2 separate regions of the Homo sapiens genome follow, and region 2 is linked to region 1. A link is an interaction called in ENCODE POLR2A ChIA-PET data of the cell type or tissue named here. Cell type or tissue: GM12878. All regions are shown on one strand. Each heading gives the region's core, and the rest is flanking DNA. Links, peaks and the distances in the headings are about the cores only. Region 1 has its middle 36 kb from the start of ADRB2. Region 2 has its middle 31 kb from the start of ADRB2.

Region 1 (16,269 bases), core at 4,681-12,680:
CAAGGGATGACTATACAAATATGTGTGTGTGTGCATGTGTGTGTGCATGTGTGTGTGCATGTGTGTGCATGTGTTATGATAGCATAGTTGAGAAAAGAGCACCAACATAGGATTTGGAATTAGAGTATAATCCTGGCTTTTCTAATAGTATACTGCACATCATCGAACTTTTTGAACTTCAGTTTGCTCAGCTTTAAGGCAAAAAATGTTAGACTTCCTTTAGTGTCAGCTGTTAACTTGTAAGTATATAATTCAACTCTCCCTGAAAACGATGTTAGATTGGTCTTTCAAATGTTAGTTCTACTTCTTCCTTCATGAAGGCAGGTAGAATGAAATAATATTTTCTATCTTTTTGTTGGTTAATATTTGTTTCTTTCAAAACATTTTAAGCTCCAAGAGGATAGGAACTGTGCCTTTCCTGTTCCTCATTGTACCTCTGCACTTGGCTTGGTACTAGCTAAAGTTAATGCTTTTTGAATAAAGAATAGATAATAAAAGCAATAACTTGTGAGGAAGATGGAGTATTAGTTCTGAGATTTTGCCAAATGACACTTTAACATGGTTACCATAATTTGCAGTGCTCTCACCATTCTTGCATGTCATCTATGACTTCAATAGGCTAATTCAAAAGGCTTCCAAACTCAAATGTCAGGCTTGATTCTTTTTGTCCCCTCTGCAGTTTCCACTGCTGACCCACCCCCTCCCCCCAACTTTCCTGTGGGACTTTCTCCTCTTGGCCTTGGTGATAATGCCCTTTCTTAATCCTTTCCTTGCAACCCCAACCACTTCTCTGTTTTCCTCCTCAACTCTTCCTCAGGCTTCCCCTATATATAATATTCCCTAGGACTCATCTTTTTGCCCTTTTCAAGCTAGGCATCCTAGACCATGAGTATATTTCAACAAATACATCTACTTCATCCCAATGGGAGTTCAAATGTTTAGCAGGTAAATATTTGTTGAATGGGTGATCCTATAAATATCTGTGGCTTCAACCATTACCTCTTAATACTCCCATCTATACTGCCAGTCTCTACCTCTTCTGTACTTCAAATTGGTAAATTTATTAGTTTCCTAGAGCTACTATGATAAAGTATCACAAATTAGGTGGCTTAAAATAACAGAAATTTATTCTCTCAACGTTCAGGAGGCCAGAAGTCCAAAATAAAGATCTTAGCAGAGTTGGTTTCTTTCAGAGGGTCTAGGGACAGAAACAATCCCACACCCCTTTCCTTCTGGTGGTTGCCAACAATCTTTCATGTTTCTTGGCTTGCAGATGCATCACCCGAATCTCTGCTTACATCTTCAGTTTAACTCGTCTGTGTCTCTGTCTCCTTTTCTGTCTTCTATAACTCTCATTGGATTTAGGGCTGACCTTAATCCAGTATAATTTCATCTCAGTCCTCATCTTAATTATATCTGCAAAACTCCTTATTCCAAATAAAGTCATATTCTGAGCTTCTAGACAGAAATAAATTTGGAGGGGGCACTATTCAACCCACTACAGTCTACATGTTGGCCCCTCAATATTCACATGCATCCCACATGCAAAATATATTCACCCCATCCCAACATTTCCTAAAGTCTCAATTCATTCCAGCATTAACTGTAAGTCTCCAATCTCATCTAAATATCATCAACCCAAAAAGTCTCAAATCTCATCACCTAAATCATCTAAACCAGGTATGTGTGACACTCTAGGTTTTCTCCATTCTGGGGCAAAATTCCTTTCCATCTGTGGCCCTGTGACACTAAAAAACAAATTATCTGCTTCCATAATGCAGGCAAAGGTATAGGAGAGACATTCTCATTCCCATAGTGAGAAATAGAAAGAAATAAAGGGATCTCTGGTCCAAGTAAGCCTGAAACCCCGGCAAAATTCTATTGCGTTTCAAGGCCTGGGAATAATCTTCGGTGGCTTAAAGTTTGAGAAATTTGACTACATAAAAATAAGAACGCATAGATAACCATAAGCAAAATTAAAAGACAAATGACATATTAGGAAAAATGCAACTCATAGAATAAACTGCATGTTGTTTCCTTAAAATATAAAGAGCCTCTGAAGCATGATCAAATAAGACCAACATCCATTTGAAAAATGGGCAAGATGTAGATGAAATATTTTTAGAAAAAAAAAGATGGCTTTTAAATATATGAAAATATGATCAACAGCACTCACAATGAGAGAAATATATATTAAAACGTTCCAAAAGGAACAATGTACATTGGACTACTTCTTAGGAGGGCATTTGATAGTATCTAACAAAATTAGACATTCGTGTACTCTTTGACCCAGCAATTGCACTTCTGTGAATTTATCCTACAAGTCAATTAATAGACATAAAAAATGGCAAAGGAAAAGCTTAATTACAAAATATTAGAAAATATATGAGTGGTCATTTACACAGAAATGTTTAAATAAACCATGCTGTATTATACAAGCACTAAAAAATTAAATTAAAAAGCTTTGTATATAAAGATAAGTAACATTCTCCAAGATACATTATTATGTGAGGGTGGAAAAGGTATACAGAACTCAATGTATATGAATTTGTACATACATTCCTAATATATATCTAGAAGACTGCTAAGAAACTGTTGGCATTGGTTGCAGAGAACTGATTGGCCAGGCACCATGGTAGAAGAGAATGTTTTTACTTTAAAACATTGTGTACCTTTTGGATTTTGAACACTGAAAATATTTACCTATCATGATTCATGTATTCATTTTTTGAATTCTTTGAAAGGTTATTAGAGACTACCAGTTAATCATGGCAGGTTGTAAATATGATTTATCTCTATTTATTTCTGAAACCCACCAAACAGACAGTAAAGAATATTTTTGCAAAAACATCATAAGTCAACAAGGACTAAAGAAAGGAAAGATAAGACAGTCTCAGACCTGATACCAACAAAATCTTTGAAAGGGGGAAGATATAGAATCCCTTACCCAGAAACTGGGGCTCCAGGATTTCCGAGAGTGGGATAAAGAGCATAGCCAAAACACGGGAGTATACTACTTTAAAAAGTAATGACGGTATAGACAGGTTGTTCAGAATTACTGAGATAAATAATAGAGGATACAGTTTAAAAAGTTGACAGTGGTTGCCTCGGGATTGAAGCTAAAAGAGAGAGAAGTGGATAGAGGATTGCCATTTTTTATTGTGTACTATAGTTCAACATCTTTAACTATATACATTATTAATTTGAAAAATGCCTTTTAAAGTTATTATTATTCAACGTCATGCTAATATACTTGAATTTTCAGTGACATAGCTTAGCCTTTGCAGCAATATAAATGACCAAAATTGACCCCCAAAGAAAAAGAGATGTAAACTCACTAATGAACCAAGAAAGAAATTGGAAAAAAATTTTAAATAAGTCTTATTACTACCACAACAAATATAATTGGTATTACAGGTAATTTTTTTTGAATATTTACTTCCAAAATCTGTGTTTTAAAATAAAAAGAAAATTTTTATATGGTAAGTAATTTATTTTATTATGAGACTTTCTAAACAGAATCTAAGCAAATAGAATTTATCCATATGCTAAGATATATTCTTTGTGACTAATCACAGTTTATACTATTATTGCAAAACTAGAAAAAATAAAAGAAATTACTTAATAATTCTAAGCAAAAACCATTAAATAGACTTGAATAAAATTATAAATCTTTGACATAAACCAGACTAATACTAGAAATACAATAAAAGATAAAATATGTGTTATGTCCTCCAGGAATTCATGGTGTAATATTTTCATAATAAAAAAAAGTAGAAGAAATTCTTATTTAAAGTGCAAAAGAACACTTGACAAAAATAATGACTTAAAATCATCCACTGTTTGAGCAAATATCTTTGTAAGATCTGTGAGCCAGACACTCTTGGGTAAGGGTTGGATAAGATGAGTAAGAGACTGACATGAATTTAAGAATAATCATATCCTGATCTCAGTTGTTATCATAATAGATGACATTTCTTGAGCACTTATGTGATAAAGCTGGAAACTTTACACAGTAATAGTGACCAGTAGCTCCTTAGCTGGAATAGAAAAAGCAGTAGGGGGGTTGAGCCAGACTGGCAGGCCATTGGATCACATATGAGGGAACTGAGGAAACTGAGAGAGAAGCTTGTAGTCAGGGAAAGGAATTTTGGCACTGGGGATTCTGGAAGTACAGTTACAGGCAAGGATAGGTACCAAACCACAATGCAATGCTTAATAGCAAAATGGAAATCACCCAAATGCCCCAGCTTAGAGTGAGATAAAGCCGACGATGGTATCCTTAAAGCAATCAACTATTGTGTAGCCATAAAATTGTAAAACTACAAAGGCCATAAGGATACATAAAGATGTACATATAAATTATGCTAAGTGGAAAAAATTAACCCAAGTATTAGAGCTGAGCAAAATCTCTGCTTGCACATTGACAGAAATAAAAAGAAATTATAGGCATGGTTAATAGCTTCAAAAAAGTTCTATTTTTGTGTCTTTGGCAGTGTTCTTGTCTTAGTTCATTCCTGCTGCTATAACGAAAATATCTGAGACTGGGTAATTTATAAGGAACAGAAATTTATTTCTCACAGTTCTGGAGGCTGGAAAGTCTAAGATTAAAGCTCCGGCTTCTGATGACCATTGAGGGCCTTCTTGCTGAGTCTTCACAGGGCAGAAGCTAGCCGGCTAAACGCCTATGCAAAGCCTCTACTTTTAAAAGGGTCTTCATCCCATTAGTGAGGGAGCAGCCCCAGGGCCTAATTATTTCATGAAGTCTCCACCTCTTAATTGCAACACTGGCAGCACCTGAACTTTGCAGGGGACATGTTCAAAACATGGCAGTTCTATAAGCATGTACTTTCTTTAAAAGGAAGACCATCTTCAGTTACTCCCAAATTATCTCCTTTGCTGAATCAGAAAACACCTGTCAGGACTCCAGAGATTCCACAGTTAACTTACTTCTCTTTCTTTACTCTTGGACCCACAATAAGTTATGTCCCTATGCTGAACTGAGAAAGCATTTATAAATAAAAGACAAGTTTAATAAACCTCTTCTTTTCACCAAATAAATCCCAGTTCAGAAATGCCAGCAGATGTCTGAAACAGCAAAGAATAATGCATAAATTTATTGCTTTATTTTACCTGGAATATCCACGGTATCAATAAGTTTTTGTAGTTGAAAGATAATCTGGAAATCTAGACTAGTAATCTTCAATTCTGTTCTACAGAGATGACTCAGGGATCACCTTTGGGATAAGGGGTGACAAGGTGGGAAAGTAAGCACAATTCCTTTGTCTCTCCTCCCACACTCCCCCTGGAGCTCCAAATGCATGAGCAATTCAAGCAGAGCAGCTTTGGTAAAATATTGGCTCCATAGGCTAGTGTTTCCAAACATAACAGCATATAAAAGTCAAATGAGGAGTCTTTAAAACATTGAGTCCTGGGCCGCACACCAGACCTATCGAATCGGCATCTCTAGTAATGGAGCCCAATGATCGGTATCAGTTTAAAGCTTCTCATTTAATTCTGATGTAATCCAAATAAGGGAAACTTTTCTAAAGAAGACTGGAAAGAAGGAAACATATGACCTCTGCTGAAATGTTTCTTATTATGGGAGCTTCTCCCCAACAGAAGGCATTTGTAATTACTAAGAGAGAACACCCTGTCCATGGAGCTGAGCTAGCTCTTTCTGCCCTCTTATGCTACTTAGTCCCAGTGACCTCCCTCATTCCCAGGACAGATGAGGGCGTTTACACCTGGGTGGCTGCCCCCTCACCATAGAGCTTCACCTCTTTTCTGTTACCCAGCTTCATCCACCTTGCCATAAGAGTCAACAAGATTCAAAGTCATTCAATCATAATTCCTTAACTTCTGGCTAGAGTTTTTGACCCAAGCTGATTCAATCAGAGCACTCCTCCACGACTTTTAAAGATTAAAGCTGGAATATAGAATCTTTTCTTTTTGAAGTAATAGAGCTAGACAAATGTAAATCTACGGCCACTAGTGGTCATATCTTCATCGTAGTGGGTCCCATGATGGGCCTCTAGATATGCCACCAGATCAGGACTGATGCATTGACACTGACTACCGCAAATGCCACTAGTACGACTCACAGCTGAATCTTTCTCTGCACAAGGAAGCTGCCTTTCCCTTGGTTTCCCAGCCAGCCACATCCAATAATTGGTTAATATAGAGGTATAAAGACCTGATACCTCTGTTTAAATTTGGGAAAATCTTGAAGAGCTATCGCAGCTCCAGAGATCCCCATGGGATTGGATGAGGCAATTGTTGTGAAGGCACTGTAGCCCAACTTCTCCCTCTTTCCCCTCTTGCTTCCTTCATTCTCTCAGAGCTGGTGTCCACACAGATCTCCATCGGAGAGTTTGTTTTCCCAGGGAACCTAACCTATGTCATTATGGAAGAAACCCATCTGCTGAAGGAGGAAACAGGGCTGAACAGAGACAATAGAAATGAGAGACACCCATATGGAATCCTGACTCTCTTAAATCTTCCAATTGTGCATAACTATACATAGTTCTAAATAGCTCACCATCCTGATAATGTGATGCTCAGGCCTGAATATAATTGTCCAAGGCTGGACCCGCTAGACTAGAGTATGGGGGGATTTTACACTCATGGAACTTCTTAATTTAGCTGAACATTAGATGAGCTTTTTAGAAGCCCCAAAATCCTGTTGGTTTATTGGAGACTGTGTTCAACAAAGACTCCTACATTTCCTTCTGTTGAGCCAGCTACCTCTCCCTGCATCCAAACATCATTTACTCTCCTTGAAGAACTGCCTACACTTTATGGCTGGCAGTATTTCTTAGCCTTTTAAACACATGCACCAAATATGAGCACAGATCTGGAAGAAGCTGAAGGGACGAGGAGGTGGGAGGTTGTTTTTGCAGTTTATAGTATAAAAACAGTAAGTTACATGGAACACAATTTTTCCAAAACTGCACAAACTGTTCAACCATCCTATGTTCAGCCCCCTAACAATTGTAGAAGACATCTCTTTTATGACGACTTGGAGTTCTTATAGTTCTTACTTAGAACTTTTAAGCAGCGCTAATATCTGTGGTGCACATAACAAAAGTTCCAGAGATATTCCCTTTGCCAGTAATGAAGCTAGGTCTGAAAATTATATGCTCTGGTAACAAAGTTCCAACGAGAAAAATTGAAGTGGTAACAAATTTGAGCAAGTTTATTTTCTTTAATTTCTAACCATGAAATGTTTGGATCTGTATGGGACTTTGAAGATCATCTAGTGCCAGAATGGCAAACACTCCCCACTCCCTTTATGTCTCTCCTCCGCCAGAGTCCTTGGCAGACATTACTATGGGACTCAAGATTCTTCTCACAGAGCTTCAATGCTGCTCATTTTCCAAGGATCTTCTTCCCAAGGATCCAAATGATGTTCCATAATTCTCAGCACACCGCATCAGACAGCTACTACCAATTAATTGGTCTGGAAAACTAGACAAACTTTATTTCCTTTTTTTGCCCCAATCACCCTACTCTCCTAAAGGGGTAAAATCATTGACCCAAATTTATGTAATGCTTACTAATCAAGCTTAAACTCCTGATTCCCAAATCAGTGCTCTCTCTCTTTTTCTTCCCCCTCTTCATTGAAATTTCTCCAGTAATTTTAACCATTATATGCCCACAGGCTAGTCAGGTATGAAGAATTCTGGACCCAACTTCAACTGGCATGTCCTCCATTATCGAATGAGTGTGTAGCTGTTGCTCACGCTGCTTATGACATATGTAGGAACATAGAGGCCATCTGAAGGAAGAGAGGTGGTCAAGCTGGGCTCCAGTTCCCACGCGGTTATAGATGCTTCAATAATAATAATAAAATGCTACGACAAATAGAAACATGCCCTGCACCCAATGACTCATGGCTCTAAGCTAATCCCACAATGGCCCCACCTCAGTATTAAAAACACGAGAGAGAGAGAGAAATATAATTCCATGTATGTCCGTCTGTTTGGTAACCAAAACAACCAGCCATAAATGGGAAGTGACTCCCTGATAAATGGTTTTGTGTGAAGTTAAGACCATCTCACTTGCTCTTGAACTGTCACCTGGGGCCTTGAAGAAACAAGTGGCCCTAAGGCTATTTGGGCTCCTTTAAAAATGCTAACCCTCTCCAGTGCCAGCACCATTTTTCTTGTGCTTAGAGGATGGCAGCACTATAGGTGGGATGGAAAATAACCAGCTGGCATGAGGTGCCCTAGGAGCCAGTCTGAAATTACAGGATGATGTGTCAGGATCCAGGAAATGATGGGTGCAATGAGTGGGTCATTCTTTCTCCTTGGCACACGAGAACACACCTAGAACTCTAACCTCCATCCTAGGAGGTCTGAACGCCAAAGTGAAATGAACTTTAGAGACACCAGACACAATCCCACCACTTAGTAGATTATTAGAATGAGGACCAGAGAGGGAAGAGACCTGGCTAAGGTCACACAGCAAGTATGACTGGTGTTTCCAAAAGTAGATTCTTGGAGTAGTAAAAAGAAACTGGAAACATGTAAACATCAGGAGCAATGATAAACTGAAATAATTCATCCAGTGAAACGCCACCTGGTCTTGAAGGAAGAGAGGTGGTCAAGCCAGACTCCAGAGCTGCTCACCACAGGAAGGAGGGGTCCCATCCCCCACCCACATCCACAGCCCTACCCCACCAATGTGTCCCCCTTTTTCCATCTCTGACTCTTACTAAAGCAAAATGCTAGCTACAAAGTGACTCATTTTGGGAAATAGACTTTGTGACTCAGTTCTGCTCTCTAACCACTAGACTAAGCTCCTCATGACTTAAGGAGGTTTCACTACATCTATCAACAAGCTGAATGAGAGGGGATCCCCTTGCATAAAAGACAAATAGGTGGTTTATCCATCAGTGGTAGGTACTATGAAATAAAAGGCAATGTAATATGTAATTAATTCAGTATACATTAAACTAGGATCAATGCCAGACATACTATCCTCTTATATCCTCATAACAACCCCACTGGTAAAGACAATTATTCAATGTATCTAGAAGCTAAGAATCAGAGATGGTAAGTGACTGGAAATGAAGTTTGGGAGAGGTTAGGTGACTTGTCTGAGTTGGCAGAGCCGGGATTCAAGCCAAGTTGTCTTGGTTTCCTCTGCTCCATACCCTTGGTTCCCAAACCCACACCCCACTGTGGCATTTTTCACATGGCCAAGGTGATACAGCAGAGGCAAGCTTCCAGTCTCCTACCTCAAAGGCACAGCGACCTCTGTGATTTAATCACCACAACAGTTCTGTGGAGGGTTGGCAGGGGATTTGTCAGATAAACAACAACAACAAAAACCAACAGATTTCAGAAGCATAAATCCCACGTGGCCTGGAGGCAACCATTTTCTGTGTAGTAGCCTCGGTCTTCTTCATTTGTAATATGGGGATAATTAGAGCATCTACCTGATAGGTTTGCTCTAAGGACGAAGTGAGATAATATAAGTGAAAAGCACTTTGTGTAAACTGCTAAGTGTCATTCAGTGAAAAAAGAATCAGAGACATGCCGAAAGGACAAGCAAAATGCTAACCCAATGAACTGGGTCTAGTATAAAACCATTACTTGCCTCATAACAAGAAATAATAGTGATATATATCTACTTAATGCCTACAGCTTTATAGTTTATATAGAGTTTTTTAGAACACAATTCTTTTCAAATCAATAACCAATAGCCATGATTTGAGTCTTTTCTAAAAATGTATTTGGTATAGCCATTTACATGGTGAAGCTATAATATATATGCTAGGTAAGTTGTGGCAGCCTATGTTAGAAATCGTATATAATTCTAACAAATTTCTTCTGAAGTAGGTGCTGCTCCACAGCTAATGAGAGGAGAAGCTGAGCTTTGAACCTAGGCCTGGCCTGACTTTCAGGAACCTACGGTGCACACTTTTCCAGAACACCACAACTCACTGCACCCTCAGCAGGCCCCAAAGCAGAGTGTTATCCACCCAGGAAACAGCCATGTGCAGCCGAAGAAACAGCCACATGCATCCTGAGGTATGAGACATGAAACCTCCTTCCTAGAACTTGAAAGAGCTGCCACGGCGAGGAGGACATGAGCCTTACTGTGGGTCTCCAGGGTTCACCTCACACGACTTTCTCTGGCCCCTGTGAGCAGCTCCCCATCCTGCTCTGAGTCAGGCTTCTTGTTTCTCATTTTTCTTCCTAACATATTTTCCCACAGTGCTTTTTCTGAACTTCTTCTTTCCTGAAATCCCCAGCTCACCCTGAAGGACCCTACCACCACCTTTCTCCCTAACCCCACTTCCCAATTTTCCTCTATGCCTGTGATTCATTCTGTGAGTTAACTGGGGAGGGTGGCCCTAACCTCTCTCTTGCATGTGTGGTTGCCATCCCCAGCCTTTGACAAGGGAGCAGCATAAAGGCCTAGGGAGTGGGCCCTCTAGACCGACTCTCTGGGTCCAAATCCAGGCTCTGCTCTTAGGGCCATGTGGGCCTAAGCAAGCAAGTTGGCCTTTATGTAAGCTTCAGAGAGACCTGTCTCAAGGAACCACTGTGGGGGTTAGAGGAGATTATGCTTTTGACAAGGGCATGTTACAGAGCAGCCATTATCAGTGGATTTGCATGCATGACTGGTTCCATCATTGGTGTTACCCTCCTACCACCCCATCTCCAATCTCTGAAAAAACATCTTTTCTTAAGCCAAATTTTCCTCTTACTCATCCATTTCAACCTCCCCCAGGAATATAGTCCCAGGACTCTTCTTCCTGTCTATGACATAATCTAATTCCTCTTCCACCCTACCCACCTCCTTGTAGACCCCCCCATCTCTGTTACAGACACCTCCACCCCTGGCATCCAAGGCAGGACATCTAGCAGTCTGTCTTTTCCTATGCCTCTATGCCATCCCATCATAGTGACCATGGCCTTTGGACTCTTCCTAAGCTGCCTCCCTGGCTTCACCTTTCCTTGCCACATGTCATTGTCCTCCCTATTGCTCACCCCACAGCCTTCCTCACCACAACACTCCCTTCCCAACCTTGCCCCTTGGTTCTTCTGTTCCCCATTCTTGGAGAGCCCTTTTCTCTCCCTGCAGGGAAGGAAGTGCTTATCCTTCAAAGCACAACTTATCCAGGTGCTTCTCATCATTTCCAGTTAGGTTTCAATTTTCATAGTCTGCCCAGTTTTCAAATTATATTATTATATGTTTATGCTTTGCCCCTAACTAAATTACAAGCATCTCAAGGGCATATCTCACATGTCTGTGTATCTCCTTACAAGTCCTAATAGAATGCCAGATACAGAAAATGCCTCTGAAAACATGCATTGACCAATTGATTTAAAAATCAGTCTACAAGCTTTAGAAAAAAGAAGACATCTGAGTTAAGAATTATATTAGCTAACAGTTGCTCAGTTCTTGCTATGTCCTAGATAATGGACTCAGTAATGAGAAAATAAAATGAAAGAATAGTATCTACCATTGTATCAAATATCTTACATGCATTGTTCATTTAATCTTCACCATAGCTATATGCAGGAAGTACTATTATTATGCCCATTTTGCAGTGTCACTTATTAAAGCAATTAGCTCTGTGGGAGAAGAACATAAACAGAGGCTCAGCTATTCCACCAAGTCATGCAAACAACCAGAATTTGAACCTTGATGAAACATCTTTTTTTCACTTATGCAATAAATATTTCTTGAATTCCTACCATGTGCCAGGCATTCTTCCAAGCTCCAGAGATAGAATTGTGAAAAAGACAAGCACATTCCCTTCCCTCTTGGGTCTTACATTCTGGTGAGAAAGGAAAACAAGAAATAAGTAATCTAATGAATATATAACTCAATGTGGGTAGTGCAAAGACTATGAAATAAAGGCAGCAGCATGTGGGATCAGAAAGTATTTAGCGGAAGACATGGGAGCTTCAGGTCCAGAGGTCCAGGAAGACCTCACTGGGCAGGTGACAAGTGAGATACCTGAGTGAGAAGAAGTGTGAGCACGGGAGGATGTGGGCTATGAGCATCCCCTGTGAAAGAGAGAGCACATGAAAAGACCCTGCAGCAGGAATTAGCTTGGCATCTGTGAGAAAGGCAGAAAGGTTACCAAGAGCTGGAGTGGCAGAAAATTATGTTGAGGAAGTAGAAGGGGGCAGATCACTGGACCATAAGAGTCTGTCTTCTTTTTGCATATTTTGGGAGAGCCCCTGAAGAGTTCTGAGCGGAGGAATGATATATATGATTTGTGCTTTTAAAATATTGCTGTCTAACCGATTGTTGCACAGAGCTGTTTATGAGAGACCAAGTGGTTTCTGAAATAACTGAAGTTTTGTGGCTAGACATGGTTCATCTGGGATGATTTCATTAAGGGGCAAATGTGGTTCTGAGGGAAAAGAAGACAGTTTGGCTCCCAGGAAGGGGGAAGCCATTCTTGATGATGGTAAATACATGTGTGATAATGAATGGAGAAGTCAGAAAGTTGTGAAAGGTAGTATTTCCCAAAGTTTATTCTATTAACATTTATTTCAAGGTTTGTGAATAAATGTTACACAATGAAACATTGACTCAGCATGGGAAATGCTCTGTTCAACAAAGGTAACCAGACCTCTTTACTGGAGGACTTCTCAGAGTCTTCAGGATGATTATTTGCGTCTAGTCTCCTTAAGACAAGACTGAAGTTGGCAGAGTTCCCCAACCTTATTTGACCACAAGACTCTTTTCACATAAAACACACATCGGGAAATCCCAGTGTAAGGATTTCATCCTAAAACCAGCTAAGACTGTTCAGAGATGAAAATAGGGACATAATGAGTAATAGACCGTGAAGGCAGGAATGGGGCATTTTTGGTTATTATGAGGCCAATGTAAGCTTACCAGTTTGATAAAATTCATAACAGATAATTACATGAGAAGGTCACTTTTGCTGTCCTGTTTGGAACTGATAAAGTAGAGGTAGAATCCAAACATTCTAGGGATTCTGTAAGATGATTTATCTACAGTGTGGGAAGGAAAAATTATGTTGTCTATTTATATTTATATTGTTTCAAAAATCATAAAGAAATTAATATTCTAATATTTACATGTATTACATGGGTTAAAAGTGACACATTAGTATGATTTATAAATATATATACTTGGCTTGGATGTTCAAAAATGTTATAAGAAGGGATACATGGTAAAGAAAAGCCTGGAGATTGCTAGATTAGGTGACCTGTAGAACGAAATGTCTAGTGCATGCACCAAGGCTGTGGTTGTGGAAATGTAGAGGAAGGAATAAAATCAAAGAACCGATGGGGTGGGAGTTAGAGAAAAGAGTTTTGGGGAGGTGGAGGTGTCATCAGCAGCAACTATGAAAAATGTCTGTGGAGTGGCTATGAAAAATGAATGATGACTGCAAGGCCAGGAGCTCTGGAGATAGGTTTAAGTTTGCTGCAGAAATTGAGAATGAATAGGGGGCCCAAGCACTTATAATGCATTCACATTGCAGCATTAATTGTAGTCCGGTATCTGGGACATAATATCTGTTCAACAGATGTTCTTAAGAAGAACAAATGAGTAAGTGAATGAATTAATGAATGAATAAATTCACAGGGCTTAGCAAAGCAACGTGGAGTAAGAAAATTTGGGCAAAATGAAAATGACCTGACCAAGATTCCACAAAATGTTATTTCCTAAAAACAAACAAAAAAAAGTATAACAGCCCCTGATATTAGTTTGTTTTTGACATTAGACCAAAGTATTTTCAAAAGAGAATTTGTTGGATATATCCATACATATTTTTATGATAGACTTTTTAAAAATGTTATGTTGGCCGGGCATGGTGACTCACGTCTGTAATCCCAGCACTTCGGAAGGCTGAGGCAGGTGGATTGTTTGAGCCCAGAAGTTTGAGACTAGCCTGGGCAACATGGTGAAACCCCATCTCTACAAAAATACAAAAATTAGCCAGGTGTGGTGGTGCACACCTGTAGTCCCAGCTTCTTGGGAGGCTGAGGTGGGAGCATGGCTTGAGCCCGGGAGGCAGATGTTGCAGTGAGTGGAGATTGCACTGCTGCACTCCGGCCTGCATGACAGAGTAAGACTCTGTCTCAAAAAAAAAAAAAAAAAAAAAAAAAAAGAAAAGAAAATGTGTCATACATGTACGTTGTAGAAAAATCAGAAAATACAAAGAAGCAAATAAAAGGGGGGGCGTGTGCAAAATTTATCATACCACTATCCAGAGATAACACAGGTATATATTTATAAAAATGAGCTTATATTTTAAATACTATTTTGTAATTACTACTCAGTCACATTCAGTTTTTTAGTTGCTATTCCTCCATGGCCTCAGGACCCAGCTGGAGGACTCTTGTGTCCATGTGATCAGCCCCATTAGTCATAAGCACTGCCAGGTCTCTTGCCTGTAGCTCCTTGTGAGCAATCTGCCCATCCCTGGCACCTTACTGATAAGTTCTCCCCAGGCCTGGACACTGGAGGCCCCAGTCAAGGCTGGAGTTAGGGTGAGGTAAGTAACATACCTGCCTTGGGGACAAAAATTAATGCAAAAATATCCATGATGAGCAAAATGTCAAAGTTTTAAATAAATATAGGACCTGACAGGGCCAAGATTAGGGTGAGGAGAGGGAGTAGGTCACACGATAAGTGCAGAGTTGGATCCTGTCTTTATTAAAATGTTATTCATTATGGAGGTTATGTATTGGTTTTGGTTTTTAAAATATTACATTAAGATATTATTTATCTTCGCCACCCCTTAGATTTTGCACTTGGCTACAAACTAACCCCACCCTATTCCTGGCCTTTTAGTGTGGATTCTGGTGGGGCAGAGTAGAGTATGGGATCAGCTTCATGGCTGAGAGTAACGACACCTGAGCCCTCGTCTAAGCTGTACTATTAATTACCTATACATTTTTCAGTTATTTCCCCTTTCTGGACCTCCGTTTCCCCAAATGTAAAAATATGTGGGTGAACTCTATGATTTGGAAGCACAAATTAATTGCACAAATTCCATGATGCTAATTAGAATTGTAGCTAGAGATCAGGAGATTTCCTTCCTGATACTACCTCTGCCATTTACTAACTATGTAACCTTGGGTAAATCACTTCCCAATTAGACACAGACAGGCTTCCTAATCTCCACTAGCTGGGGTGAAATCAAAATAGTCTACAAGGTTCTTTTGAGCTTTATATGTTTCTGATTATTTTCCTACTTGAAGCCAAAGAATATCCCAATACCATAAACAGTAGAAGCCAAGTGTCTTGTTATAAGCAACCAGATTTTAACAAACGGACTTAAGAGCAAAGTTAATGATTTGGCAAGATGTTAGGAAGTCTTCTTTCTGAGGAAAGAGAATTCAGTGTCAAGCAGGCAATATCTAACTATTGTTTAGTTTTGAGACACCCTCATTAGAAGCTTGTGCTTATGTATTTCTGTTGAAAAAAGTGTGGATCAAGGGACTGGTGTTTTTCATTAACACGTTGGCAATCCATCTAGTGACCTGGAAAGAGGGCTCATGGTAGCTTAGTGTTAGTGTACTATAAACTTGAAAAAGGCTTATAACTACTTTGGATTCCTTTTCACCTGTGAAATAGGGAAAAGGAGGGCTGCTCATGGGGTTGGTTACTGTGGAAATCAAGTAAGATATAAGTGAAAGTGCAATTTAAACTAAAGAGTTCTCATGTCATGAAATCCAACTCTGCACTTACTCTATGACTTTACTCACTCTCCTCACCCTGATCCTGGCCCTGTCAGATTCTATACTTATTTAAGATTTTGATGTGTTGTTCATAATGGATATTTTTGTATTAATTTTTACATCCTTGAGGCAGGTGCTTTACTTACATTACCCTAACTCCAGCCTTGTCCAGGGGCCTCCAGTGTCGGGGCCTGGCAAGAGAACTGGCCATGCTTAGGTGCCAGGGATGGGACAGATTGCTCACAAAGAGCTACAGACAAGAGACCTGGCCATGCTTACGACTAATGAGGCTGACCACTTGGACAGAAGAGTCCTCCAACTGGGTCCTCAGGCCATGGAGAAGTGGCAACGAAATAAATGGTGTATGGACCTAAAGTTGTTAATAACTCAAGTTCTCATGATACTAGCTTGAGCCATTCAAAGATTAATCATTTAGGAATTTGTATAATGTTCAGTACTTAGTTTCATAAGATCAGATACTTAAGCACTGGATGGATGAACTGGTTTGTCAATTAAAGGGAAAAAATCTGGTCCTTTAACTGAAAACAAACTCAAAATGAGCCCATTATGGAAG
Region 2 (16,269 bases), core at 3,545-11,544, 66 kb after region 1:
TACAATTAATTCAATCCGTAACAGCCTCCTAGCCTTAACTAGCTCACTGTAGCACACAAAAACATAATAAGACAGCACAATAACTGCTCTAGTAAGAAAGAAAAAAGCCTGGTGAGACACATATAATGGTTCCATCTAGGCACCGGGTCACCACTAGCCTGTGGCAGAGCTAAAGTGAGAACCCACTTCCTCTTCCTCCTCATCCATCAGTCTTTCCTCTGTACTAGCTTTATGCTATAATTATAATAGCTGCATCACTGGGCGTCGCCATGTACCATGTATTGTTCTAGGCATAGAATGTATTGCCTCAGATAATCCTTGCCAGTATTAAATGTCCACAAATATTGCTAGTGCCTGCAATGTCAATCACTGTGCTAAAGCTATATCATAGTGGAAAGACTCTCACTGCTTAATAGGAAAATGCAGATGCACACACACTCAAACACACACACACCAGTGGTATGCTGTCTCTGCCCATTTCTGCCAGGTTTATAGCTCTCATAATATTTGTTCCTCAGCCAGGTAATTTAGTCGGTTTCCAATTAGGAAAATAGGAATCATTCTAGGTCTTTCAACATCAGAAATTTAATGTAGGTAATATTAATATCAACACTTCGCAGGTGAAGAAACTTAGGAATAGCCAGTAAGTAACTGTTCAATTCACACAGCTAGTAGATTGCTGCTCCAGGGCTTAAACCCATTATTCTGGCTTCAAAGTCCACTCTTTTAAGCGGAACCCCATAATTCCCCTCAATAGCAGGAAGTCTTATTTTTTTTTATCCCAACCGGAAAAGGGATCTGAGACCATAGCAGAGAGGAGAGAAATTAAGCAGAGCCGCAAAGTGGGGTAAAGAGAACACAGAGAACAGACACAGAGAAAACAGGATGGCATAGGTCCAGGTTCATAAGCATCTGGCTGAGCAGGTGGCATAGAGGGGTAGTGAGTAAGGTGAGTTGACCAGTAAGATGAGAATGGAAAGGTAAGCTGGGGCCAGAATAAGCGAGATCTCATTTGATGTGAATATAAAATTGGGCTGGATTCTCTAAATGCTGGTAAGCTAATGATCTTGCAGTGAGAGATCATTTAATCTTACCTCCTCATTTTGCCAATCAAGAAACTGAGGGCCAGAGAGAAATGACTTGCCCAAGACTACAAAGCAAGTTAGTGGCAAAACTGGGGCCAGCAACCAGGTCTCCCACACCTAGTACCATCCAACTCTGTTAAACAATTCCTGCATAAGTGTATGAAAACTGAAATAATTTAAAAGAATGGCTCTTTCCATGTTTTCCCATGTCTTTCACCCAGTTTTCACCCCCCATTTTTTTAGGTGATTAAACTTTTTCCTAAGTTTCAGCTAATTAATATCTTCCCAACTAAAATAACTACTGTGGTTCAAAGCCAGAATGATTTTATAGAAATTGCTAATGATGCAGTTTTCCTGTGTGGCTCAGTTGTATGTGGCAGAATGGCTCACAGGTACATTTTATAGACTAGAAGTGCCTGTATTTCTTCTGTTTAGGTCTAACAGATACGTAGAGATATGGAGATAAACTAAACAGCCACTCTGGCTGGGTTTGTTTTACCAAACAAACATAGCAAGTCCGCAAACATTTGCTGGTGTGTGGTATATGCCAGGCACTATGTTAGAGTCCCAAGATCCAAAGATATATGAGCTCACTTCCAGATGAGCTCACTTCCAGATGAAAAGGCTTTCACTGTTTAGTAGTAAAATGCACATACATCCACATACACACACATCTGATATGCTGTCTTAGGGCTCCTCAGAGTAGTGATTCCCTAGCCAGTTGACTCAGTCTGGGTCCAACCAGGAAAATGTAAACCACTCTAAGTCTTTCAAAATAAGGAATATAAGGAACTGGATGCACAGGTAATGAAAAAGCTGAGAAGCCAAACGAGATGGTGAAGCACCACAGATATTAGCAACAGCAGGAAGATGCTACTGCCCCTGAGCCTGGAGGGACACAAGAACAGGTAGTGTTACCAGATTTGGGAAGCCAGGACATTTATCAGGAGTACATGAAGCACTGATCACTGAGCACATGAAGCCATTGCTGGAGATGACACCAGAGGCAGAGAGAGAAGAGAAGAAACACCCAGCTTCTCCCCTCCCCTCCTTCGGTCTTTTATCATTGACTCCCATCAGCCAAACCTGCCTTGAAGAAACAGGGTAAGAGATCCTGTAGTGTGCAGGTCCCTGGGATGTTGAGCAGAGCTGGAGAATCATGAGGAAGGGAGCCGAGAGCAAGTGGCAGCTGCATGGCACACCAGGTGAGCTTGGGCAAAGCACTTAGTCTCTCAGTCTTAGTTTCCTTGTTGATAATTTAAGAAGAATAACATCTCTCAAGTTTGTTATGAAACTAATGTGAAATAAAGTATGTGTAGGCATTTTATAAGCTTCAAAAAGCATGTATACAAATGTAAGGACTTTAATTCTTTGTTTTAATTCAATGTTTTAGATTTTAGGCTCTGGGGAAAAAAAGAAGTGAATGGTGTTTTAGTGTCACCAGGAACTTCATAATGCCTAGATAATTATCTAAGTAGAAGAAAATATCCTTTAATTGTACTGCTTGTTATCTCACTCTGTCTCTCTGGTCCATCTGTGAAGACCACTGAGTGATTTTGAGGAAATTGGCACATAACTGAAAGGATGTCACAGTATACTCTCGATCCTATTTGGAGATGTGTCCATGGCTTTGAGTCAAAAAGTGACAAGAAATAGGATTCTAGAAATTACTTCAAGACCATTTATTCCACTCTTTTAATTTCAAAGAGGACCAGAGGGGAGAAGGGATATGGGCACATGGCACAAGCTCAGTAAATCTCTCTTAAAGGAATTTACACAATGACACATGCCAATTTCTTTGCTGAGAGAGACATAGAGCCCTGGAAGACCCTCACTCCTTCCTTGACTGGCCCTCTCTTCCTTGGACTTTAGGGTTTCAAATCAGTCTTATATAATAATAGTTTGTACTTTCAATTTTTCCTTCTGTTTCATTATATTTAGGCTTCCTTTCTTTCCTTTTAGTCTTTTATCTCTTCTTTCTAATCACTTTGACTTGACTCCTCAATTTCATGGACTTTTTCCTGTATACTATGCTAATGGACAATGAAAGCTTAGCATTAAGCTATTTCTATTTCAATTTGAGAGAGTGCAAGATTTTTCTCAATAACTCAATTTCCCTTTGTATTAGATCAGAAAGTATAACAAACTCTTTGAGACTAGCTTTTCTCCCAACTCCAGGGCTTCCAGTGAAAATCATAAAGTATTATTTCTTTTTTTTTTTTTTTTTTTTTTTTGAGACAGAGTCTCTCTCTGTCACCCAGGCTGGAGTGCAATGGTGTGATCTCGACTCACTGCAACTTCCACCTCCTGGGTTCAAACAATTCTCCTGCCTCAGCCTCCCAAGTAGCTGGGATTACAGATGCCTGCCACCAAGCCCGGTTAATTTTTTGTATTTTTAGGAGAGACGGGGTTTCACCATGTTGGCCTGGGTGGTCTCAAACTCCCGACCTCAGCTGATCCACCTGCCTTGGCCTCCCAAAGTGCTGGAATTAGAGGCATGAGCCACCACACCCAGCCTGATCCTTTTCTTTCTACTGGCACAAAGTCCAGGCCACAGCCAGAACTGCTGACTAAATACTGGGGTACTCACACCTGGCCCATAAGAATGGCAGTAATTCTATCTGATACAATGTGGTTTGACCCTCTAAGCAAAAGTGATCCTATCTTCTTTAACTTTTTATGCGTTTCAGGGGCAGTTGTTAAATGAACAATAAAGTTTAGGGTGTATTCCTCACTGTGGAAAGACTGTTTTGATTGCCTCTAAGTTTCCTTCTAGCTCTGACATTTAAGAAATCAGTATTATTCCACCAAAGAAACCCTATTATGGTCACAAAGGCCGTAAGATAGTAATGATCCCCTGAGTGACTCATGGAATTCCCAGTGGTCCACTGTGAATTGACATTTTACGGGTACAGAGGCTGTGGCATCTTAAAATGTCAGAGCTGGAGGAGCGTCAGTCATTATCTGCTACCAGTGCATTCGGGAGTCTGGGACCTGAAGCTTATTGGTATCTACTCACTGAATCCTTCAACGGAGATTTATTTTTATTGTTCTCATGCCACGTGCCAGGCATTGTACTAGGTCTTGAGGTACAGTAACAATTAAGATAGATGAGGTACCTGACTTCACATATACCAGTGAGGCAAAATGCACGATAACAAGGAAAAGATAATAAAGTTTGTAATATTTGCTTAAAAGATATAAATAATGTCATGGATTTATTCACTGTGTTCAATGGACAGTGAATAACTTGGGGGGAGGGAGATGACTGCAGAAGTGACTCTTAAGACGAGATCTGAACCTTGAGAAGAAACCAGCTGTGGAAACCAGGGTTTAAAAAAAGAAAAAAAGATAGGCAGAGAAAATGAGACATGCAAAGTCTCAGAGGCAGGAAAGAGCTTGGTATATTTAAGGAGTGGACAGGCAGCCAATCTGGCTAGAATTAAATAGAAGAAAATTAGTATGAGGAGTGGCTGGAGGAGTTGGCTGGGGCCAGATCAACCTCATAGGCCCTAGTAAGGAGTTTCGGTTTCATTCTAAGAGTGGGAAGACTGAAGGCTTTTCTGCAGGTAAGTGACATGATCTGGTCTACATTTCTTAAAGACAGCTCTGAGTGCAGTAAGGAAAATGATCTGTAGGAGAGAGAATGAGGCTATCGCAATAGTCCAGACCAAAACTATCTATCTATCTATATCTCTATCTATCTATATCCATATCTCCATAGGGATATACATAGATATATGGATATAGATATCTATATAGATATAGATATAGATTAATTTCAAAGAGGACCAGAGGGGAGAAGGAATATGGGCACATGGCACAAGCTCAGTGTGCCATATATCGATATATATCGATGTATATCTATATAGATACAAAATTGGAATCAGTGGAGCTGGGAAGAAGTAGAGGAGTTTGAGATATATTTAGGAAGCAGAGCCTATAAGACATGCTGATCACTTGCATACATAAACTGAGAGAACTAGAGGTATAGAAGACTTCTAGAACTTGGAGAAATTGGATGAATGGATGTATTGTTATTGATGTAATGAACCTTAGAGGTGGGTGGGATCAGAAAGATCTATTTGCTTTCAAAGGAAATGGGGAGTGGACAGGTATGTTGGCAGCATAAGAACTGGAATAACAGCACATCTCATTCATGCCTTAAAAGAACGTGAAACTTTGAATGTACAGCAATGGTATTCAATAGGTATGACTTTGCCCCTAAAGGACATAGACACCAGGGATGTTGCTAAATATCCTCCAATGCACAACACAACCCTCACGACAAAGAGTTATCTGGCCAAAAATATCAATAGGGCTGAGGTTGGGAATCCCAACCTTACAGGTTGCCTTTTTGGCATTTATGCAAATGAAGTCCCAGAGAAGATGATTCTGGAAGGTGTCACTGCAGATAGAGTGTGAGGAAGGGGCCTGGATTAGCTTCTGTGGTAGAGGCTGGTGGGAGCTGGTGAGTTATGGGGTTTGCAGAGTTTTCCTGCGAGTGGAACAGTCTCCAGGAGAGGGTCTGAACCCTCTGGGGCCTTGGAAAGAACAGAACATTGATTGAATTCAATTAGAAGGCCCTGGACGCAGTGGGAGATGAGGTGGATATGCCGTCTAGTGAGAACTCAACTAAGCAAAAGGATTGATGGCTGTGAGTCTGGGCAAAGTCAAGGGTTTCCAGGGGAAGAAAAGGAGCATGGGAATCCTAAGGGACATGGGGAGAGGGAACGGGAACTCCTGTTTGAATCCAGGCTTCTTGGGGCAGGTGTTCAAACTAGAAGTCATCTAGAGTCTATTAGTTCTCGTGCCTGCCTACACAGTAAAATCACCTGGGGAGATTTTCAATGTACTAATGCTCCAGCTGGGCCCCACCCCAGAGACTGTGATTAAATTAGTCTGGATTAAAATTCCAGCACTGGAATTTTAAAAGCTACTCCAGATATTCTGGGTTGAGAACTACCCTTCTAAGCATTGTACACTCTGATGCCTATGGGGCCAGACAAGTAAAGGAAAAGAGGGACAGGGTAGGCCCTGCCTAAGTGGGCAGCCTCTGCTCAGCCGTTGGCTGCTCTTGCCTTGTAGAAATCGGCACTGTGTTGCCAAATCTTCCTGTCCTCTTGTTTTTTTTGTTTTGTTTTGTTTTGTTTTGTTTTGTTTTGTTTTCTGAGAAGCCTAAAATCCAGATTTTTAAAATGTTGGCTCTAAATATTTTAAAATCCCATGCCAAACAAAACATGACTGCAGAGCACATATTGGGCCTCTGGGCTGTCATCTAGCAACCTCTGACCCAGCCCAGTGGTTTTCACACTTTTTTTTAACCACAAGAGGTTTTCTCCAAGCAACTTGTTTTGTAGAACTGTTATAAATTAAATAAACTTAACCAGAACCTTGGTTTAGAGCAGGACAGAGACACACTCAGCCTCTCCTTCTAGCCCAAGGCGGTTCTTAATGCTGCTCCTGAGACCTTCTGGTTCTTGGGAACTTCTCTGGTCCATTTGCCAGATGAGAAAACCGAAGTCTTCATAATACAGTCCTGGAGCAGAACCTGCCCCACAGGGCCACTTAGAAATATGTGTGGGGACCTTTGGAGTTGTCTCAATGACAAAGTTGGCACTACCTGGCACTCAGTGGCTGGCAGCCAGGGATACTAAACTTCCTGCAATGTCCAAGACAATAAAGAATTACCCTACACAAAATGCCAATCACTCCCTGCTGGGAAATATCAGATGCAGAAGTGGAGACCCAAGAGAGGGAACATCATCTGGCATGATCATGGCAAATACACTCTAGAACTTTGGCCTCTGCCCCAACGACTTAAGAACTTTCATCTGCACCCATAAGGAGGGGTCACTGGCAGAGCTGAGTTGGCCATACTCCAAAACACAGGAGAAAAAGAGATATTTTAAAATTAAAGCCAAGTAGCCTCTTGAGGTGGGACAGCCATTATGTTAAAAAGCTAAGTGCCAGGTTTTGAGAAGCAACTTGGAAGGAAATGGGGACTGTGATATCTTCGGCCTGGGCCAGAGGCCAGTGGCTGGTACTGGAAGGGGGCAGATCAGCTGCAGCAAGGAGCAGGGGTGCTGGGACATGCTGGAGTCAGGGCAGCTGCACAGGTTTGTTGGCTCCATGGGTCATTTAATCCCTAGGCCAAAATATGCCAAGTTCAAAAATAGGATGTGGGAGTAAAAGGTGAAAGGAGGGTGTCCTCAACACTCCAAGGAAATAGAGCCAAAAGAAAAATCATCTTCATATTTTTGTCATCACAATGCCACACATTGTACAGAGTTTCACTGTTTGTAAAACCATTACAACAGGATCACCTTCTCAAGAAGTGCCAGGCAAGGGGAGAAGTATCCCTATTTTACAGGCAAGGAAATGGAGCCTCAGGTTCATGCTTATCTGGCGCCTACCCTATCTTTTTCTTTTTTTTTTTTTTTTTTGAGATGGAGTCTGGCTCTTTGATCCAGGCTGGAGTGCAGTGGCGCGATCTCGGCTCACTGCAAGCTCCGCCTCCCGGATTCACGCCATTCTCCTGCCTCAGCCTCCCGAGTAGCTGGGACTACAAGCACCCACCACCACACCCAGCTAATTTTTTGTATTTTTATTAGAGATGGGGTTTCACTGTGTTAGCCAGGATGGTCTCGATCTTCTGACCTTGTGATCCACCCACCTCGGCCTCCCAAAGTGCTGGGATTACAGGCATGAGCCACCGCACCCAGCCTCTGGCTTCTACCCTTTCAAGATCTGAGTTTATTTGTTCATGCTTACTTTCACCATCCACATGATGAAGGTCAAGAGAGGTATTCCCATTCTCGGTGTGTAGATTAGACTAGCAGTTCCCAAACTGTGGTGGGCATCAGAGTTATCTGGGAAACTTGGTAAAAACACAGCAGGCCCTATCCGATTAGAAGAAAGGAGCCTGTGTCTCCTTCACACTATCAGCACTCACTCCAGGTGATTCTGATCATCACCAATACCCCAACAGGTCTAACCCAGGTCAACAAGACAAGCCCACTTACACAGTGCTTGGATGTCACAGCAATGTCAAGTTACTACATGGGTCTAAATATTTCTCCTCTCAGCCAGTGATGGAGCTGAGGCAACATCCAGTGGTGTGCTAGTCAGCCAGCTCTCCATGACGGGGGATCCCTGACTTGTAGTATTCGTCTATTTCTATGGTGTAACTACTGGGGTCATGGCCAATTTCAAAGTACTGAGGTGACATCACTGAAGATGGAGTTGAGAAGAGGTGCACACAATTAGCTCTTTTGAGACAGTCTGAGCCAGCTTCAGCATGCATCTTTCAGGTCTCATCTTCAAAGATGGTGATCTTTCCCCTAAAATATCCAGAGCTGGGATGTGGGACAGGCTCATGACAGTAACAAGGAGCACATGTTCTATAACATCATTTTCAGGGGACAACAACATCGATTACTGCTATTCTACCATTATCTTCGAAAAGCAATAGACATAATTTTGAATTTCAACTTTGTGACTATTGACTGTGTGATGTTGAATGAGTCTCAACCCTCTCTGGGCATCATATTTCCCATACTTAAACTAGAAATAATAATACATTCCTCAAAGAAAAACCATAAAGGCCCAAGGATGTGATATATGTAAAATATGTAAGAGTACTTGGCAACTAGTTGTACACAATAAAGGTTTGTGCCATTCTCGTCCTCTCTCACATACTTCACATTTTGAAACCTAGAAAGGACCTCATCACTCTTCCCATGTAGATGCCTTGCTAGTGAATCAGAGACTCAAGAAGGGCAAGTGCTTTGCTCAACAAATTACAGGCAGCTGGTATGGAAGCCACCCGACATGAAAAAAAAATTGTCCCTAGGTTATAGTCTTCTTTCTGCAGACCAATCTGGGAGTCAAGCTGTGGAAATTCTACATGTTTGCATTGGAATGATTTTGTCACAGTCACTATCCTTGTAAAAGTTTTGATAGAGATGTCTGGAGGTATTTTGCCTTAGCAGCCTGGGCTTCGGAACTGGGCTTGCCCTGTAGCAGGTCACTTGCACCTTTCTGCCACAGATGACGGAAACATTTAAAGTTATGGATTGTGTCTCTGCATCCTCTTCCCTTCACACCAGCCAATGTGTTTTTCATTTCTCTTGGCTGGCTCAATTTCCCACATGTTCTCCCAAGCTCTTCCTCTCCACTCCCCAGGGCTTCCCACCACAAACCTGCGTGCTTTGGCGTCTTAGTAGGAGGGGCTGCTGAAATTCATACCGGATATGCCTTTGGCTGTGTTTATCAGCCCCAGCCCAGGCTCCCTTGGCTGAAGGTGGCTGAAGCAGAGGGCTTTGACTATTCAGGTGGCCCCAGCCTGCCTGCACCCTATCCCTGAAAGCAACCTGCCCATTCGGCCTGAGAGGATGGAAACTTCCAGCTCTGCCATCTGTTCAGGACCTCCTGAGCAAAGACCTTCTCTTCTACACATCAGTTTCCTTAACTGTGAAAACAACAACAATAATAGTATCTTTGTTTTATGTGAACCACTTTGCTTTTCACAGTAATCCCTTTACCGGTGGCTTCCCGTTTAATCTCCATTACAGCCTGTGAAGTAGGGGATACTATGACGGGCCCATAACATGCAGAGCTAGGACAACAGCCCCGGTCTGCTCATGCCAAGAGTGAGCAGGAAATTTTGCCCTGTCCATTAGCTGTCTCTTTCATTTAAATGAGAAGGATGGGCTGTGTCTCTATTTTGCCATGTAGAACCTGCTTCATTTGCTTGCCTCCTCTTCTTCGCTCCTCTCTTTCCCTCTCTTCCTATGAAAGTAGCTTTGCTCTCTGACAGCCCTGGGGGTAGCTGGGCACACACAGCGTATGTGAGAACCTCACAGAGCAGAGGGCTAATTAGAAGGCATTCACTCTTTAACTCCCCATCTGAATTCCTGGTTAGAAGAGGCAACAGAAATTTTCCTGCTCTTTTCTGTTCTTGTATTTTTCCTTCATCTGTGTACTTGTGCCTTGCTACCAAATACTCCTTTTGGACATGGGATGTACACATTTGTTGTGTTTTTGTTTTCTTTCTTTTCCCTTTTTTTTTTTTTTTTTTTTTTGGTAGGGAGTCAGACAGAACAAAAAGCATTTGAATAATTCAACAGTTCCACAGACATCTAGGCTGAACGGGGACAACAGAGAGAACTTGCTTGTCCCATTTAACTGTTGCTTAGGAATGTAAAGAGGTGAGCACTTAGAATCTAGAAAAAATTTTAGGAGAAGTGGTTTCCCAATGCATCCTGAATGTCCCACTCTGTACTCTACTTTCTCCATCAGTCAAAGCCTTCTCTGTATCTCTAATTGGAATTAACTTCTCTTTTCTAAATGCAAACCCTATCTCGCAACCCATTGACCATACTTCCTTTGAGCACTTCTTCCTTCTCTGTGTCACTGACCTAGTTTTCTTGGATTGTAAATTCTTTTATTGTAAAGACTAATTTTTAATCTTATTTTTTGTGTGTTCACCATTGCAGCTCCCATCATCACCACCTAATAATAATTATAATGATAGCCGCTTCCATGTATTAAGCGTTGCTCTTTGTCAGAGACTATTCAAACAACATCTTATCTAATCTTACATCAGCCTATTGAGACATGTAATTTTACTTTTAAATAACTTTCCAAGAATTATGTAAGTAAGAGGCGGAGCTAGGATTTCCAACTCAGGTTTGTCACATTCTTTAATTCCCAAGCTGGTGTTTCCAAGTTCTGTGATATTCTGCAAAGCGCAGTGCGTGAGAGAAAAAGCCCTCTATGAGAAATTCCACTCTTGTCTTACTAAGATTCGGCACCATCTGAAAAAAAAAAAAAGAACAACTAAAAGGTCATTTCATCCCACCCTCTCATTTCACTGATGAAGGTTTTAAGACAAAGGGGAGAAAGTGAGCCAAACCTAGGTTGCCCAGACGGTGGGTAGCTCAGCATAACACCCAGCCTCACCCCATTTCCCCTGCTGCCTCCAACCTCTTGTTAGGCCTCTCACTTTCCTAAAGAGTTTATGATATGATATGCGGAACAGGAATTGCTCAGTATTGAAAAGCTTAGGCAGGAAGAAGGTGTGGGCAAAAACGTGTATCATGCTTCATGATCACACTGTATAGGACACCAGGGACACCCAGCTTCCCTGAAGTTTTACTTTCCCAAAAAGTTGTGCGTAAATGAGATGCTGGCTTTCCCTTTCTGGTAAGTCAGCCTCCAGTGGGTGAGTCAGGTTGGCTCGTGGCTGGGAGTCTGTGTCATGGCTTTGCCTTTGTGCAGGTTGTCAGTTGATTGTATGTATATGGACTTTAGGATATACAGATGATATATACATATCATCGCTTACTGTCTGGCTTACCATCGACTGTTTATACCAGATAATTCTTTGCCATGGGCCTGCCTTGTGCATTCTAAGATGTTGGATAGCCTCCCAGGCCTCTACTCACTAAATGCCAGTAGCACCTCTCTTCCCCCAGTTATCACAACTGAAAATCTTTTAAGACATTGCAAAATATCCCTTGGGGGAGAAAGCACCTGTATTAGTCTGTTTTCACACTGCTATAAAGAAATACCTGAGACTGGGTAATTTTCAAACAAGAGAGGTTTAATTGATTCACATTTCTGCCTGGCTGGGGAAGCCTCAGGAAATTTATAATAATGGTGGAAGGCAAAGGGGAAGCAAGGCACTTTCTTCACAAGGTGGCAGGAGAGAGAGAGAGTGAAGGGGGAAGCACCAGGCACTTATCAAACAACCATATCTTGTGAGAACTCACGCACTATCAGAAAAACATTATAGGGGAAACTGCCCCCATGATCCAATCACCTCCCACCAGGTCCCTCCCTTGACATGAGGGTATTACAATTTGGATTACAATTCGAGATGAGATTTGGGTGAGGATACAGTCAAACCATATCTGGACCTCTGGCTGATTTGGTCTCATCTTCCTCTGAGTCCTTTGGTGAGGAGGGAAATGCTAATTGGTGAAGAGAGCAAATATCCAAAACTCCAGCTAGAATATTTATTCTAAGGATGCTCTGTCTGGGATTTCAAAATATTTTTATGGTTTCCATGTATTGCATCCCTGCATGCCTGCTGTGCATCCAATAGTAGCTAAGTGTTTTAACTCAGTTGTTCCACACAAGAATCCTGCAGGACAGCTATCATTGTTTCCACATGTATTCATTGGGGTTCTCCAGAGAAACAAAACCAATAGGACATGCGTGTGTGTGTGCACACGTGTGTGTGTTTTAAAGGAGATTTATTTTAAAGAATCAGCTTATGTGATTATGGAAGCTGACAAGTCCCAAGATCAGCAGTTTGCAAGCTGGAGACCCAGAAAAACTGATAATGTAGTACAAGTCCAAACATTGGCAGACTTGAGACCTGGGAAGAGCCAATGTTTTAGTTTAAGTCTGTCAGTAAAAAGAAACCAATGTGCCAGCTCAAAGGCAGACAAGCATGGGAATTTTCTATTATAGGGAGGAAGGTCAGCCTTTTTTTCCTATTCAGGTCTTCAATGGATTGGACGGGAACCATCCACATTAGGGAGGGCAATCTGCTTTACTTAGTCTCCCAAATCAAATGTTAATCTCATCCAGAAATATCAGCACACACAACCTTAGAATAATGTCTGACCAAATGTCTGGGCACCCAATAGCTCAGTCAAGTTGACACATAAAATTAACCATCACTTGGCCGGGCGCTGTGGCTCACACCTGTTATCCCAGCACTTTGGGTGGGTGGATCACCTGAGGTTCCTTAGGAATGTAAAGAGGTGAGCACTTAGAATCTAGAAAAAATTTTAGGAGAAGTGGTTTCCCAATGTATCCTGAATGTCCCACTCTGTACTCTACTTTCTCCATCAATCAAAGCCTTCTCTGTAAATTCTTTTATTGTAAAGACCGATTTTTAATCTTACTTTTTGTGTGTTCACCATTGCAGCTCCCACCATCACCACCTAATAATAATTATAATGATAGCCGCTTCCATGTATTAAGCGTTACTCTTTGTCAGAGACTATTCAAACAACATCTTACCTAATCTTACATCAGCCTATTGAGACACGTAGTTTTACTTTTAAATAACTTTTCAAGAATTATATAAGTAAGAGGAGTTCAAGACCAGCCTGGCCAACGTGGCGAAACCCCATCTCTAATAAGAGTATAAAAATTAGCTGGCCATGGTGGCAGGTGCCTGTAATCACAGCTACTCAGGAGGCTGAGGCAGGAGAATAGCTTCAACTTGGGAGCCAGAGGTTGCAGTGAGCCGAGATCGTGCCACTGCACTCCAGCCTGGGTGACAAGAGCAAGACTCCATCTCAAAAACAACAACAACAAAAATGAATCATCACTCTATGGTTAAGCTGGGTGTCAGTGCATCTTATGGAAAGAGCCACAAAGCTAGAAAGCAGCAGATGGAAATGTCAAGACCAGGTTTGTGCTCTTAACCTCTATATGAGCTTCTCAACCCAGCAGATTTGTGCTGGATGTGTGCCGTACTCTCTCGAGTGCATGGGGGAAATAATAGAGCTTGAGAGCCACTGCTCTGTGCACTGCCGTTCATTGGTTGACTGTCTCAGAATCACTGATTATCAGGGTGAGAAGAGAACATCAGGATAATCTAACCCAGTGAAACGCTGATCTGATAATCACACAAATAAATGAGTAGTGTGCCTATAGTGAGTACTCTGATGGAATGGTGCATATGATTGGGAAATAGACCTGACCTGGGTCAGGAGAGGCTTGCTGAATGATTGAATGGGTAGGGGTTACATGGGTAGAGAAAGTAGGAAGGCATTTGAGGCAGAGAGAACCCTAGGGTAACAGGGAGAGGGCAACTTGACCCAGCTGGCTCTGCAGAGTGGGTTCTTCAGATTGCTGCAAACACACCTCAGACAGGCATACTGGATGTGGGGTCTTGGAAGTCCTATAGAATTGGGGTTGAGAGTGAGGAAGGGTGACTGTAACAAAATCACAGAAACCCATCCAATCCCACCTCTCATTTTAAAGGAGAGGAAACAGACCCAGAGAAGTTACTTATCCCAGAACATACAACAAAGGTAGTGTGAAAACTTATCCCAGAACATACAACAAAGGTAGTGTGAAAACTTAGATCTCTTGCCTCTGTCTCAATTATGTTCCCAGGTACCATGGGACCTCGCCACATTGCCTGGAATCGCCTGACCCTCCCTTTACCCCACAAGGAGTCCCCAGCTTTTGGAGCTTCAGAGTTCTTGTCCAAGTCTCACACAATCCCCTGAAGAGTGGTGAAAATACTCTCCAAAGTCGCTGAACCCTGAGCACAGGACCACATCCCAGGAACTGCCACATAAGAAAGGGGGAATCCATGCATGGACTCAAAGTACTGAATCAGCAGCTGGAAATACTAAAGTAATTCATGACCCATAGAAGCACAAGTCAAAAATGGTAGTCTGCAGGCCGGATCTAACCCACAGATGTGTTTTGTTTGGCCACACAATCTATCGAAATTTATTGCCACCATTAAAAACTTAGATTTCATATTTTTAAAAAAGTTCTAGCCTGCATTCCTACCTGACAACAATTCCCTGGAGCTGCTGCCTTCCCCTCCTCACATTCCTTAGGTGCCCACCTGCTTACTCTGTTCCCAACCCCAACTCCTGAAGTAGCAGGTGGCGTCTGCAGCCCAGGGCTTTGAAGACATGCAGCACAGTGTGCCTGCCCTGCCCTGCCTCATGACAGCTTTTCAACAAGCTGCTAATAGTGACCTTGGGATGGCCCCTCGAGTCTGCAGGCCAGCTAACCCCAGTCCCGTCAGCTGCTGCTCCCTTGATAGGGCTGTGGTCTCCTCCTGTCCTGTCACCCTCTTTCTAGACTGTGTCCCTCTGAAAGGGATGCATTCAGATCCAAGCAATGTGCTCCCCCAGTGGGCTGACTTAGGTGGAAAAGTTAAAGAAGTCATTTTATATTTATACACCATTCAATTTCAACTTGGCAGTCAGAGCAGCACACACAATGTCAACGCAAATCGAAAGAGGCCTCATAACATACAAAGTTGATTCTCTCTTATGATTCTAGCTAAGTAGAATAAACTCCCAGGGGAAAACATCAAATCATTTCCTGAGACTATATACAAGCAAATCTCTAACAATGTAGGAGGAATGACAAGCATCTTGAAAAAAATTTTTCTGTTTATAAGTATAAACAGAGACAGGACTCTAAGGAAAATACTTGTAAAAGTCCTTGTTAAATGACAGCAATCTAACTGGGTGTATGAAGTTACTGCTGGTTCTCTCTGCTACCAGAATGAACTCAGATGAACTGTTTTAATTGTTTTGCCCTTTGAGGTTAAAATTGCACAGGTAGAAAGCAAAAAAACTAATGGCATTATAGAAAGAAATGCTGGCCTGGGGATCTGGTGCCCTGGAGGCTTTCCTTCAATCTGCCTCTGACTATTAGGAGCTCATAGGTGGGTCACCTGAAACTCTGGGCCTCAGTTTTCTCATTGTGCAATGAGATTGTTGAATCATATTAGAGATTCCACAAATGAGAGCAGTGCATCCAAGACATAAGCCATTTCTGCATAACCTTTTCTAGAGATCCCCTGACCCATTAATCATGTAATTAATGGTCCTCATTAAAATGACTTCAGTTCTAGCATAATGTTTTAGTTCCGTCCAGGTGGAAACATTTACAAGCCCACAGGTATGATGTGTTAACTATTATTTAAGTACATATTAAAATACTCAGGAATTAAAATTAAAAATAGCATTTGTCCATGTACCACCTAATGAATACGCAATAAATGTTGAATGGATGAATGACAACTACTGCTGAGGTCAGTCACGTGTGCCATACACAGACATGAAAAAGATAATCAAAGATGCTTTGTGGTAGAGATGTTTTTTGAATGAGGCCTTGGGGTCAGATAAAATTTCAACAGCACAGGAGACTATACTGTTACAGAGTTAAACACACAGGGGCTCTGGAGTCCAGCATCTGATTGGGTTTGAAATTCTAACACCCCTCATGTACAAGGTGTGCCTCTGTGCAAAATTCTTAACTTCTCTACACCTCAGATTTCTCATCTGTAAAGTAGGGATAATGACAGTACCTACCTCAAGGACTATATGTGAGCATTAAGTGATAGAAAGCACATAAAGCACTTAGCAGAGACCCTCAGTAATTGAGCCTTGTGGTC

The links. Peaks named below come from ENCODE experiments on the same cell type or tissue, not always from the same donor. Only the 100,000 strongest peaks of a DNase experiment are listed, where the experiment ranks them.
Region 2: POLR2A ChIA-PET joins it to region 1 with 6 read pairs; 3 of 35 experiments call an interaction of 5 or more read pairs at or near these places.

What each region holds. Positions count from the first base shown.
Region 1 is chr5:148,782,748-148,799,016 of GRCh38, forward strand. No RefSeq gene overlaps it. Among named protein-coding and RNA genes, the nearest start is that of ADRB2, 36 kb to the right of the region's middle. In GM12878, for the core only: no CTCF peak of the experiment used is centred there; a DNase peak (open chromatin) is centred at 8,764.
Region 2 is chr5:148,849,463-148,865,731 of GRCh38, forward strand. No RefSeq gene overlaps it. Among named protein-coding and RNA genes, the nearest start is that of ADRB2, 31 kb to the left of the region's middle. In GM12878, for the core only: no CTCF peak of the experiment used is centred there; no DNase peak of the experiment used is centred there; H3K27me3 peaks cover 461 bases.